Regions from separate parts of the Homo sapiens genome. Here region 2 is linked to region 1. Evidence: chromatin loops called from intact Hi-C (ENCODE). Cell type or tissue: heart left ventricle. All regions are shown on one strand. Each heading gives the region's core, and the rest is flanking DNA. Links, peaks and the distances in the headings are about the cores only. Region 1 has its middle 250 kb from the start of IPMK. Region 2 has its middle 300 kb from the start of IPMK.

The links. Peaks named below come from ENCODE experiments on the same cell type or tissue, not always from the same donor. Only the 100,000 strongest peaks of a DNase experiment are listed, where the experiment ranks them.
Region 2: it touches region 1 in a loop (2.2-fold over the local background); 2 of 110 quality-filtered maps call a loop at or near these places.

The regions. Positions count from the first base shown.
Region 1 is chr10:58,012,084-58,017,473 of GRCh38, reverse strand. No RefSeq gene overlaps it. Among named protein-coding and RNA genes, the nearest start is that of IPMK, 250 kb to the left of the region's middle. In heart left ventricle, for the core only: no CTCF peak of the experiment used is centred there; no DNase peak of the experiment used is centred there.
Region 2 is chr10:57,961,789-57,967,178 of GRCh38, reverse strand. No RefSeq gene overlaps it. Among named protein-coding and RNA genes, the nearest start is that of IPMK, 300 kb to the left of the region's middle. In heart left ventricle, for the core only: no CTCF peak of the experiment used is centred there; no DNase peak of the experiment used is centred there; H3K27ac peaks cover 2,549 bases.

The DNA of each region.
Region 1 (5,390 bases), core at 164-5,163:
CTTAAACATTTCTAGACATGTGGTCTTAGACAAAATCTCTTTAAGAGTTGGTGTTCTAATCTTTAAAATGGGAAGGATAATTTTACCTGTATCATACTTTTATTGTCAAGATCAAGTGAGAAAATGCATATAGAGTAAGTGATAAATTGCCTGAGATGTAGTAAGTACTTAATCAATATTAGCCTTTTTTGTTTTTGTTTTTGTTATTAATGCCCACTTTTGGTCAGGTTAGTGGGAAGCAGTATTATGGTAGAAATAGTACCAGGAGGAATTGGCAGGCCTGGCTTCCTGTTCTTTCTTTACCATTAAAATGCTGTGTGGTTGTCAGCAAATCATTTGCCCATTCTGGACCTAGATTGAGTATTGTCTTGTTTGTTTTCCTTTTGCATGAATAAATAGATATCTAGACTTGAATTTCTCTAATTTTTTCCAATTATAAAAATCTGATTTTACGTAACCTAGTATCATGGTTGTAAAAAACCACTTAGCGCATATGCCTTTCTGACTAAATGTTGAAAACTACATATTCTGACAAAAGAAAAGCATATATCAAGTGACTTAGAGCAGTGCTTCTCACACTTTAATGTGCATTTGAATCAGCATCAGCTGGGGAATCCTGGGGAACTGTTCTGATGCAGATTCTGGTTCAGTAGGCCTGGAGTGGGCAGTGCCATGATACTGCATTTCTAACAGGCTCCCAGGTCACCTGTGAATGAATAAAGGCCACAGGTCTTCTGGCTTTGGCTTCTTTGTTTGACCATCAAGATCTTCATCTAACACAGATCTTTTTTTCCTGGATATATACCTAAAGAAATGAAATAACCACCTTGTAAAGACATCTGCACTCCCATAGTCATTGCAGCATTATTCACAGTAGCCGAGATATGAAACAACTAAAGTATTGGCCAACAAATGAATGGATAAATAATTTGTGGTAAGGGAATGTTATTCAGCCTCAGAAAAGAAGGAGAAAAGAAGGAAAACATAGATGAACCTAGAGGACATTATGCCAGACACAAAAAGATAAATACTGTGTAATCTCATTTATATGTGTAATTTAAAAACCTTTGAACTTTTAATACATACAGAGTAGAACTGTGCAGTGGTTACCAGGTGTTGGGGTGGAGAAATGGGAAGATGGAAGTCAAAGGGAACAAAGTTACAGTTATGTAAGATGGATAAGTCTAGAGATCTAATGTACAACATGAGACTATAGTTAATAATATTGTGTGGTGTACTGGAAATTTGCTAAGAGAATGGATTTTACGTGCTTTTACCACACACACACACACACACACACACACACACACACACACACACAGAGGCAACTATGTGAGTTGATGGATATGTTAATTTGCTTGATTTGCCTGTGGAAATCATTTCACTATGGATATGTACACCAAAACATCATGTTGACCACCTAAAATGTATTCAATTAAAAAAGAAGATTTCTGCTATGTGAATTTGAGTATTAATGCTCTCGTATTTGTATCTATTTACAGTCAAACAGTTTGGAAGAAAATAAAGGGGAAAAAATGGAATAATTGAATCTGTCAGAAATGTAATACCAATTCAGCACACCAGTTCAAAGACTAAAACAGCAGCTCTGGAAGAACCACTGACATTTTCATTACTAAGGTCAGATAAAATTTATTGGGCATATGCAAGAGCCCAGTCCTCCTTTTTCTCCCTTTCAGGTCTTAAGGATCAAAATAACCTATGTCATGGACAAGTGAAATGATCCTGAATATAAATGCACACCCAGACATTGCAGGGCTGAAGCAATTGAGCTGTCTGAGGTATTTCTCACTAAAAGTATTTCTCACTGCCAGTTTTAACCTTGGCAAAGTTTTATGATCATTGTTATAAAATTCACTTTTCAGTTAAGAGCTGTGGATAATTTTGCCCTAGAAAAAATTTTGCACAAAACCTATTTTCTTTAAACTGTCAATGTTAGTGTCATGGAGAAGAAAAAGGCTTAAGGGATAAAATTAAATTAAACTTCTAATAATTCTCTGTCTCTCAAGTTTCAAGAGGGTGATGATGATCCAATGTGAAATGGGAAGAAAGAGATTTCTCACAAAATACCAAATCATGGAGAGGGAAGGGTTCCTGTCCATCTCACGTTAGGAATTTCCCTTTGATTTTTCTGAGTTCTTAATATCTTTGATGATGGGGCATGGAGAATGCATGCTGATGTCTAGAAGTGTTGGCCAATTGTCATACTCTTCCCGTTGGTCAGACTTTGAAGTCACGAAGAGAGAGGGCAAGATAGTAAAAACTAGCGTGGAGAAAGACTGGCTTAGATGTTCATGTTTGCTGATAGCTGATGGTTTATTGGTTGAAAAACTGTCTGAGCTCCCTATGTTAGATATATAGAGCTTTCAAAGGAAAAGTTAAACAACAAAAATGAGTGGAAAGTTTTGTTTTCTTTAATTTCAAATGTCCATAGCAATGGAATGTGCATGAGGAAATAATCTGGAAAAAAAGTAGTGAGTTAGATTGTGGGAAAATGTCTGACAGTAGAAACGTATTTATGGAATATCTATATTCTATAAAATAAACACATTTATAGAATCTATATTCTTATATACATATTTAATATATTTATACATATACATATTTATAATTTTATTTGTGTACTATATAATACTTTGTGTTTTATTTTAATGGATAATTATACATATTTATGAGTACTGTGTGATATTTTGATACATGTATACATTGTATAATGATTAATCAGAATAATTAGCTTATCCATTACCTCAAATATTTCTCATTTCTTTGTGGTGAGAACATTCAAAATTCTCTTCTAGTTATTTAAAAATGTACACAATATTGTTAGTCACGCTACTGGGCAATAGAACACTGGAATGTATTCCTCCTGTCTATCTGTAATTTTGTATCCATTGACCAATCTCTTGTACAATGTTGGTATTTCTAGAATATAGAATATGAATATCTTCCTGAAATATAAGTAATTAGATTTTTTTGCATATAAATCCTCTGATGCAACTAAGAATTTTTTTGTGACACAAATGTTTACTTGGCAATGAGATTGGATATTTTAAAACTTGCTTTTCTAATAGGAGTGGATACCTGCCCTTGATATTTTCATTTTTGGAAATTGATTACTTGCTCCCTTTTGGACAGTGATCTGAGACCAGGTATCAGTATGAGAGATCAATGTCATATTTTGCCAAGGATATTAGCTTGGCCTTAATGTTAAAAATTCATAGCTTACAGAACTGAGATGTATTCAGCTCTTAAAGTGCTTTGGATAATATCTTATTGCTGGATCTAGTGGCTAAATTCCTCAGATGAAAATACTAGCTTCGTCTCTGTTCTCTTTCCTTCCTTACCAGGCTTTTCTAATCTTGGTCACCCAAACACACAAATATTCAGTCCATTGCAACTCCCAAATCCCCTAACCCTGCCAGGTTGTTTTGGTTCTAACTTTGCCTTAGAAATGCCACCAAACCAGGATTGATAAACTTGGATTTTGTTTTTCCAGTCTGAAGCGAATCAAAATGATTTGATTAACTCCTTTTAGGAGGCATAACTTGCTTTATGTATGGCTTGGAAGTGTATGTCCATTTGAGGCCAAGTCAATGGTCCTACTGCTTAAGGGGCAGATGGTAACCATAACCTAGAGTGGATATTAACCCTGCTTCTGTGCTTGCACTGAACTGGGTCTGCTCTCTGATCTGGCTATGCTCTTACAGCTCTACTATGCTAGGGGGAAAAAAAAAGTCCCGAATAACCCTGGACCACGATGGGCTGATTTGCTGGCCTGTTCAGCGAGAGCAGATTTATTCAGTAACTATCTTTAAATGTGTGACTTCATGGCTTCCAGAGCTTTTCATTCCCTTGCGTTCTATCTTTATATAGTGAGTACTTGTTGATGTGATGATTCAGCAGCACTTAGAGTGCTGGGGTACTGTTTAATGAAGAATTGATGAAAGAGAAAAGTTTTCTTATATTTTAGGTTAACCACAGAAAGTATTATTTTGGAACTGTTCACAGGGAGCTGCATCATGGAGTTTATGAGTTTCCTGGTATAACTTCTCATCTAGTCCCAGAATATCTTCCCTTACATTACTGTTGAAAGAAAACAGGTGGTCATTAGTAAAAGGAAAATGATCCCACTTCTTACACACAAATTACTGAGTAAAGTTATACTACATCTAGCAAATGCCTTCTCTGTGTCAGATGCTGTATTGGGCATTGTTAATGTTTAAATGATCAGTCTTGGTTCCCATCCTCAAAAAATGACTTTTTGTTGTATTTTAGCACTTTAAAATCTACACAGATAACCCATGAAATTAAAGACTTTCCATGTGTTTCCTTGCTACATGCATATAAACATTGAAAATTATGCGATAAATAAGTTTCCAAATAGAATATTAGTTAACACATTTATTTCTTCTGTGCGAACTCAATTCTACTGATTATAATTTCATTAAGAGCCAGAAGTATATGGTAATTCTTTCCTTTTTGTTTATACCAGAGGCCATTAATTAATAGCCCACATGCTGAATATCGATAGTAGATGTATTTTTTGGCATGTACTTTATTTCAAATGCATTTGAACTGACATTTAAATCTTGAAAATTTCAATAAAATAAGATTGTGGTGATAGTTGCACAATTATGTGAATATACTATGTGAATGTACCTTGAGTGACTGAATTGCATGGTATATAAATTCTATTCACTGGAAGTATTAAAAACCAATATCTCTGGTTTCTCTTGAAAAATGCAAACTCTCTGGCAATCCTGGACCTATATTCCCCCATGGCAGCCATCAGTGGGAGCTGAGCAGCTGCTGCTTTTAGGTGCAACATGAGCTCTCCTTACCCAGCCAACTATACTACTAATCCAGCAAAAAATACATGAGTCTGGGATTCTCTTAGTTGGCCAGTAATTTTCAGCTCAAAGCAGTTTGTCATGATCCTTGCAGGTAAGGGAGGAGAGAGACTGTGATACTAAAAATGTCATGCAAGATGGGGCCTCTAGGGTCCTTCCAGGAATGATCAAGTTCTCTGAGTTCCCCCATTAAAAGCCTCCTTGTTGTGAGTTAATGTCCTTTGCTGGGACATGGATGAAGCTGGAAGCCATCATTCTCAGCAAACCAACACAAGAACAGAAAACCAAACACTACATGTTCTCAGTCATAAGTGGGAGTTGAACAATGAGAACACATGGACACAGGGAGAGGAACATCACAAGCCAGGGTCTGTCGGGGGATTGGGAGGCTAGGGGAGGGATAGCATTAAGAGAAATACCTAATATAGGTGACAGGTTGATGGGTGCAGCAAACCACTGTGGCTTGTATACCTATGTAACAAAACTGCACGTTCTGCACATGTAACCCAGAACTTAAAGTAT
Region 2 (5,390 bases), core at 55-5,054, 50 kb after region 1:
GTATATCCAGTAATGGGGTTGCTGGGTCAAATGGTATTTCTAGTTGTAGATCCTTCAGGAATCTCCACACTGTCTTCCACAATGTTTGAACTAATTTACACTTCAACCAATAGTGTAAAAGTGTTCCTGTTTCTCCACATCCTCTCCAGCATCTGTTGTTTCCTGACTTTTTAATGATCACCATTCTAACTGGCATGAGATTGTATCTCATTGTGGTTTTGATCTGCATTTCTCTAATGACCAGTGAAGATGAGCTTTTTATCATATGTTTATTGGCTCCATAAATGTCTTCTTTTGAGAAGTGTTTGTTCATATCCTTTGCCCACTTTTTGATGGGGTTGTTTGTTTTTTTCTTGCAAATGTGTTTAAGTTCTTTGTAGATTCTCGATATTAGCCCTTTGTCACATGGATAGATAGCAAAAATTTTCTCCCATTCTGTAGGTTGTCTGTTCACTCTGATGACAGTTCCTTTTGCTATGTGGAAGCTCTTTATTTTAATTAGATCCCATTTGTCAATTTTGGCTTTTGTTGCCATTGCTTTTGGTGTTTTAGACATGAAATGTTTGTCCATGCCTGTGTCCTGAATGGTATTGCCTATGTTTTCTTCTAGGATTTTTATGGTTTTCTCTTTTACGTTTAAGTCTTTAATCTGTCTTGAGTTAATTTTTGTATAAGTTGTAAGGAAGGGGTCCCGTTTCAGTTTTCTGCATATGGCTAGCCAGTTTTCCCAACACCATTTATTAAACAGGGAATCCTTTCCCCATTGCTTGTTTGCATCAGGTTTGTCAAAGATCAGAAGGTTGTAGATGATAACACCATACATCATTTTCCTTTTAAAACCCATTGAGATTTCGTTTGTGACCTTTTACATATTCAATATTTGTAAGAGTCTCGTGTAGTCTTTCAAAGCATATCTATTTTATTTCTGGGGTGCAGTTATTTTTTCCTCTCTCTCTCTTTTACCAATTATCTTAATTATCTGTTTGTTTATGGGCTAGATTTATTTCTGCATTGTAATATTTTATATTAATGATAATTTCTTCTGATTTAATATATTATTTCTTAATTTATTCTATTTCAAAGTCTTTGTGATACTTTAATTTTAGACATTGATTTCATCTGGGGCAAATTTACATTTAAGTTGCTGATATTGTCAGCTTTTTAGTACTAGCTAAAATAGTGCATCTTCCTGAGATTAGGCAGTCTCATCTTAAGGCAGATTTTGTTGTTATTATTATTATTATTATTATTATTATTTTTTGCTCTCTCTCCCTCCTTCTTTCCTGTGTACTCTCTCTGTCTAAGAGTCTTGCCTTTTCCCTCACTGGCATCTTCAAGCCACCAGCTTGGAAACCAGGCTTTTCTATGACATTTTGTATCCCTGCCCTAGCTGATATTAAAGATATTGCAGATCTACTGAGTGGCTTAATTTATTCTTGCTAACAAGGCTGTGTTTGTCCTATATAGGCCTTTTGTATTTATTTAAATTAATTTCTTAAGCAAGAGTTGATTCGAGGCCCCCCTCAGGAGGTGGGAAGCCCCCCCTCATGTCCTGGATTTCGGCTACGAGCCTGACTTTATTCTCCATCTCAGATGTCACTCTTTGCCCTGGTTACTCTGAGAAGGCAAACTATCACCTGCTACTGCCTCACTGCAGATTATGAGCCCCTTAAATCTTCTTTAGTTCCACCCTGCTCCTACAGTTTCTGAATCAAGCTAAGGCACTCATGTTTTTTACTTTGTATTAATTTTTATTTTCATCACTAATGTTACTGTTATTTCTTGTTACTCTTGCCTTGGAGGGTCTCACTGTTTCCTTTGGATCTTGGATACTTACCTGATATCTCAATGTTGGTGTGTAAGCACTCTTTGTTAAATACCGCAGATATGCTATGTGGCTCTCTTATTGGGTTCTAAAGCTAATATATTTTTCCTAGTTTTAATAAATTGAAAGGATCTGTCGATCCTATAAGACTGGCTTCTCAGATGATGGTAATATTTTGGCTAGTATCTTGAAAGAGATCAGAACTAACAGTTTTGTTTTCATCTGTGTTGAAATTTATGTTACTGGTTTTTTTTCCTATTATTCTTTGAATATTGTGCTTTCTAAATGTCTTTTGAAAAGAAATAATGAGATTCTTTGTACATGTAAAAAGTCTATTGTCTTACACAAATTTATTTATAGAATGAGCTAAGTGCAATTTATTGGCACTAAAAGAGCTAATTCTCCTGAGAAATTGGTTTGTTTATTCATTTTTTTGAAAATTTCCTTTCTAGGCTTTATTTTTTAGTCTGGAAAAAATAGACAATCTTTGTTTTTGTCCTCATGCAGGTTGATTCTTTCCCTTTTCTTTTTTTAAAGCTGTGTTAGTAGTTTAGTATTTTCAAGAAGTGTTTTGGTTGCTATTCAGGATAATAATGGAACATCTATGGCTTCAGGAAGAAGCTTTCTGTCTTACCTATGATTATCTCAAGGCCTCAGAAGACCTGCCAGGAGAGGATGCACACTCTCTCAGTGGTTCTGTGTCAGTGAGCTCTTTAGGCACAACTCACCGCTGACTAACTCTTCAATCCAGCCTTGTATGCAGACAGAGTGGCTGCCATGGCCATTTCATTGGGTGAAGGCCAAAATGACTGCTGGCAACTCAAATTGTTTCCCTGTTGTCATGGACAGACTCCCGCTATGCCTCATTTGCAGGGAAACCACATCTAGCTGTGTGTACACTGCACAGTCCTGCGGAATACTCTTCATATTGATGGTGATGGCACTCCTTATGTTTGTGCATTGATCATTATTGCTTTCTTGTAAGACTGTTTCCTCTGGAAAATGCTGTTAAATGCAGAATATTCAGGAATACGGGTGTATGGATTGGTTGGTTAACTATATATTAGATATAAACATGGTTCTGAAGGAATTAGGTATAGAGGGAGTGTGTTGGACTAGGAAATTGAAATAGTCCCAAGGACAGGTGTCCCTTCTCATCTAGTAGGGTTAAGAAGGGGAAAAAGCCAGGGTGCAGTGGGAAGATAGTGTGTGCTGAGTGAGGTACTGAAAAGGAAGGGAAGCAACCAGTGGAAATTGGAGGGGTGAGCACTGAAGAGAAACAAACCTCATGGCTAGTTTTGTGAGAGCTTGCCTTGGTAAGGTTACAATTTTATTTTTATTTTTATTATTTTTTTTAGAGACAGGGTCTCACTCTGCCACCAGGCTGGAATGCACAGGCAGTAATAGCTCATTGAAGCCATGAATGCCTGGGCTCAAGCGATTTTTCTGCCTCAGCCTCTTGAGTAGCTGGATCTATGGTTGTGTGACATCACACCTGTTAAAATATGTATTTTCATTTTCTTTTTGTAGAAATGAGTTCTTTCTACGTTGCCCAGTGATATGACTTGACTGTGCCCCCACCAGAATCTTATCTTGAATTCCCACATGTTGTGGGAGGGACCTGGTAGGAGGTAATTGAATCATGGGTAGGTCTTTCCTGTGCTGGTCTCATGACAAGTGAATAAGTCTCACAAGATCTGATGGTTTTAAAAAAAGGGGTCCCCCTGAAAAAGTTCTCTCTTTCTTTGCCTGCTGCCATTCATGTAAGATGTGACTTGCTTCTCCTTGTCTTCTGTCATGATTATGAGGCCTCCCCAGCCGTATGGAACTATAAGTCCATTAAACCTCTTTTTCTTCCCAGCCTCAGGTATGTCTTTATAAGCAGCATGAAAAGGAACTAATACACCCAGGCTGGTCTTGAACTCTTGGCCTCAGGCAATCCTCCCACCTTGCCCTTCCAAAGCACTGGGATTACAGGTGTGAGCCACTGTGCCTGACTTTTTTTTTTTTTTTTTTTTAACACATCAGGAATTATTATTGTTATGAATTATTTTTACTTGAAATTTTATAATTGTGGTGATCATTGAACAACATTTGAGTAAGATTTAAAAATCTCAGTTTATTAGTTTTCCGTTGCTGTCATAACAAGTTACCACAAATTTATCAGCTTAAATAACAACAAATTATTATGTTACAATTCTGTAGGTCAAAAGTCTGCCCTAGGACTCAGTGAGCTCAAATCAAGCCATTGACCGGGCTACATTCCTTTCTGTAGGCTCTGGGTAGGGTCTGTTTCTTTGCTGTTGACACTTCTTAGAGGTTGCTCATATTCCTTGGCTCATAGCTCCTGTTTTTCCGTCTTCAAAGCCAACAATGTAGCATTTCTCTGACCTTACTTCCAGGGTCATATCTCTGTCCCTCTCTTCTGAGTTCCTGTTCTACTCTTAAGGACTCACCCACATAATCCAGGATTATTTAATGTAAACTCACTAGTAATCTTAATTCCATCTCCAACCTTAATTGCCCTTTGCCATGTAACCTAACTAACATTTACAGATTCTGGGTGTTAAGACATTGTCATATTTGGGGAAAGAGGGTCTGATTTTACCTACTACACTTGGTATAATGGTTTTAGTAATAGACAACATTCATTGAACATTTACCATTTTCACTGTGCTCAGTATTATATATGATTTATGCAAAAAACAGCACTAAGAAATAAGTACTCTGATTATTTTTGTTTTACCGATGTGGAAATTGTGACACAGAGAGGACTAACTGACTTGTCCAAGGTCACATAGTAACTGACAGGGACAGCCTTGAAATTCATGTTGTGCTAGAGTTAGCACCCTAAGCAGTTTGATGTTTTGTCTTCTATCTTTTTTTTAGCTTATGCTGTTTTTTTCTCTGAGAACTTTCCGGTGTATTGAGAGTGATATCCATTTGTGTCCATTTCTATACGATATTACCATACTATATGGCTGGCTATAAGTATTTGAACTATCAATGGACAGTTGGCTTAAACTGGCCATATTAGACTTTCTCTCTGAAAATTTGCATATTGTGACACAGGATTCTGATAATTGATTGGAGGCACTGGAGTAGGGAGGACATGTTTTAGTACCTGAGTAACTATTTCTGACCCCATATCTACACAATTAGTCAGTTCACTTATATAGAGAGGAATGAAATAGGTACACAAATAGAAGTAGGGAAGAGAGTTCATGTAGTTCCAGAGGAAAGGAGGTTTGTGTCTGAATTTCTCATAACTTTCCACTTTATTATAATTCTAGTACACTATGGAGTTGTACCCCACTTTTTGCCTTTGGGGTCTGTGATATATCCCTTTATCTTTTTCCCATATTCTCCTTTTTACTTAAGCTAGGCTTCATGGGTCTTTGTATCTTGAAATCATAAGACATCTTAACTAGAATTCTCAGTACATTAGTTTTGTATTCTCATCTTCTTTCTTAAATATTTATTAATTTTGCCTTATAGATATATGGATAATACCAGACTCCATGTATCTGAGGAACTTAAATGTTAAAATGAACTGTAACAGTGT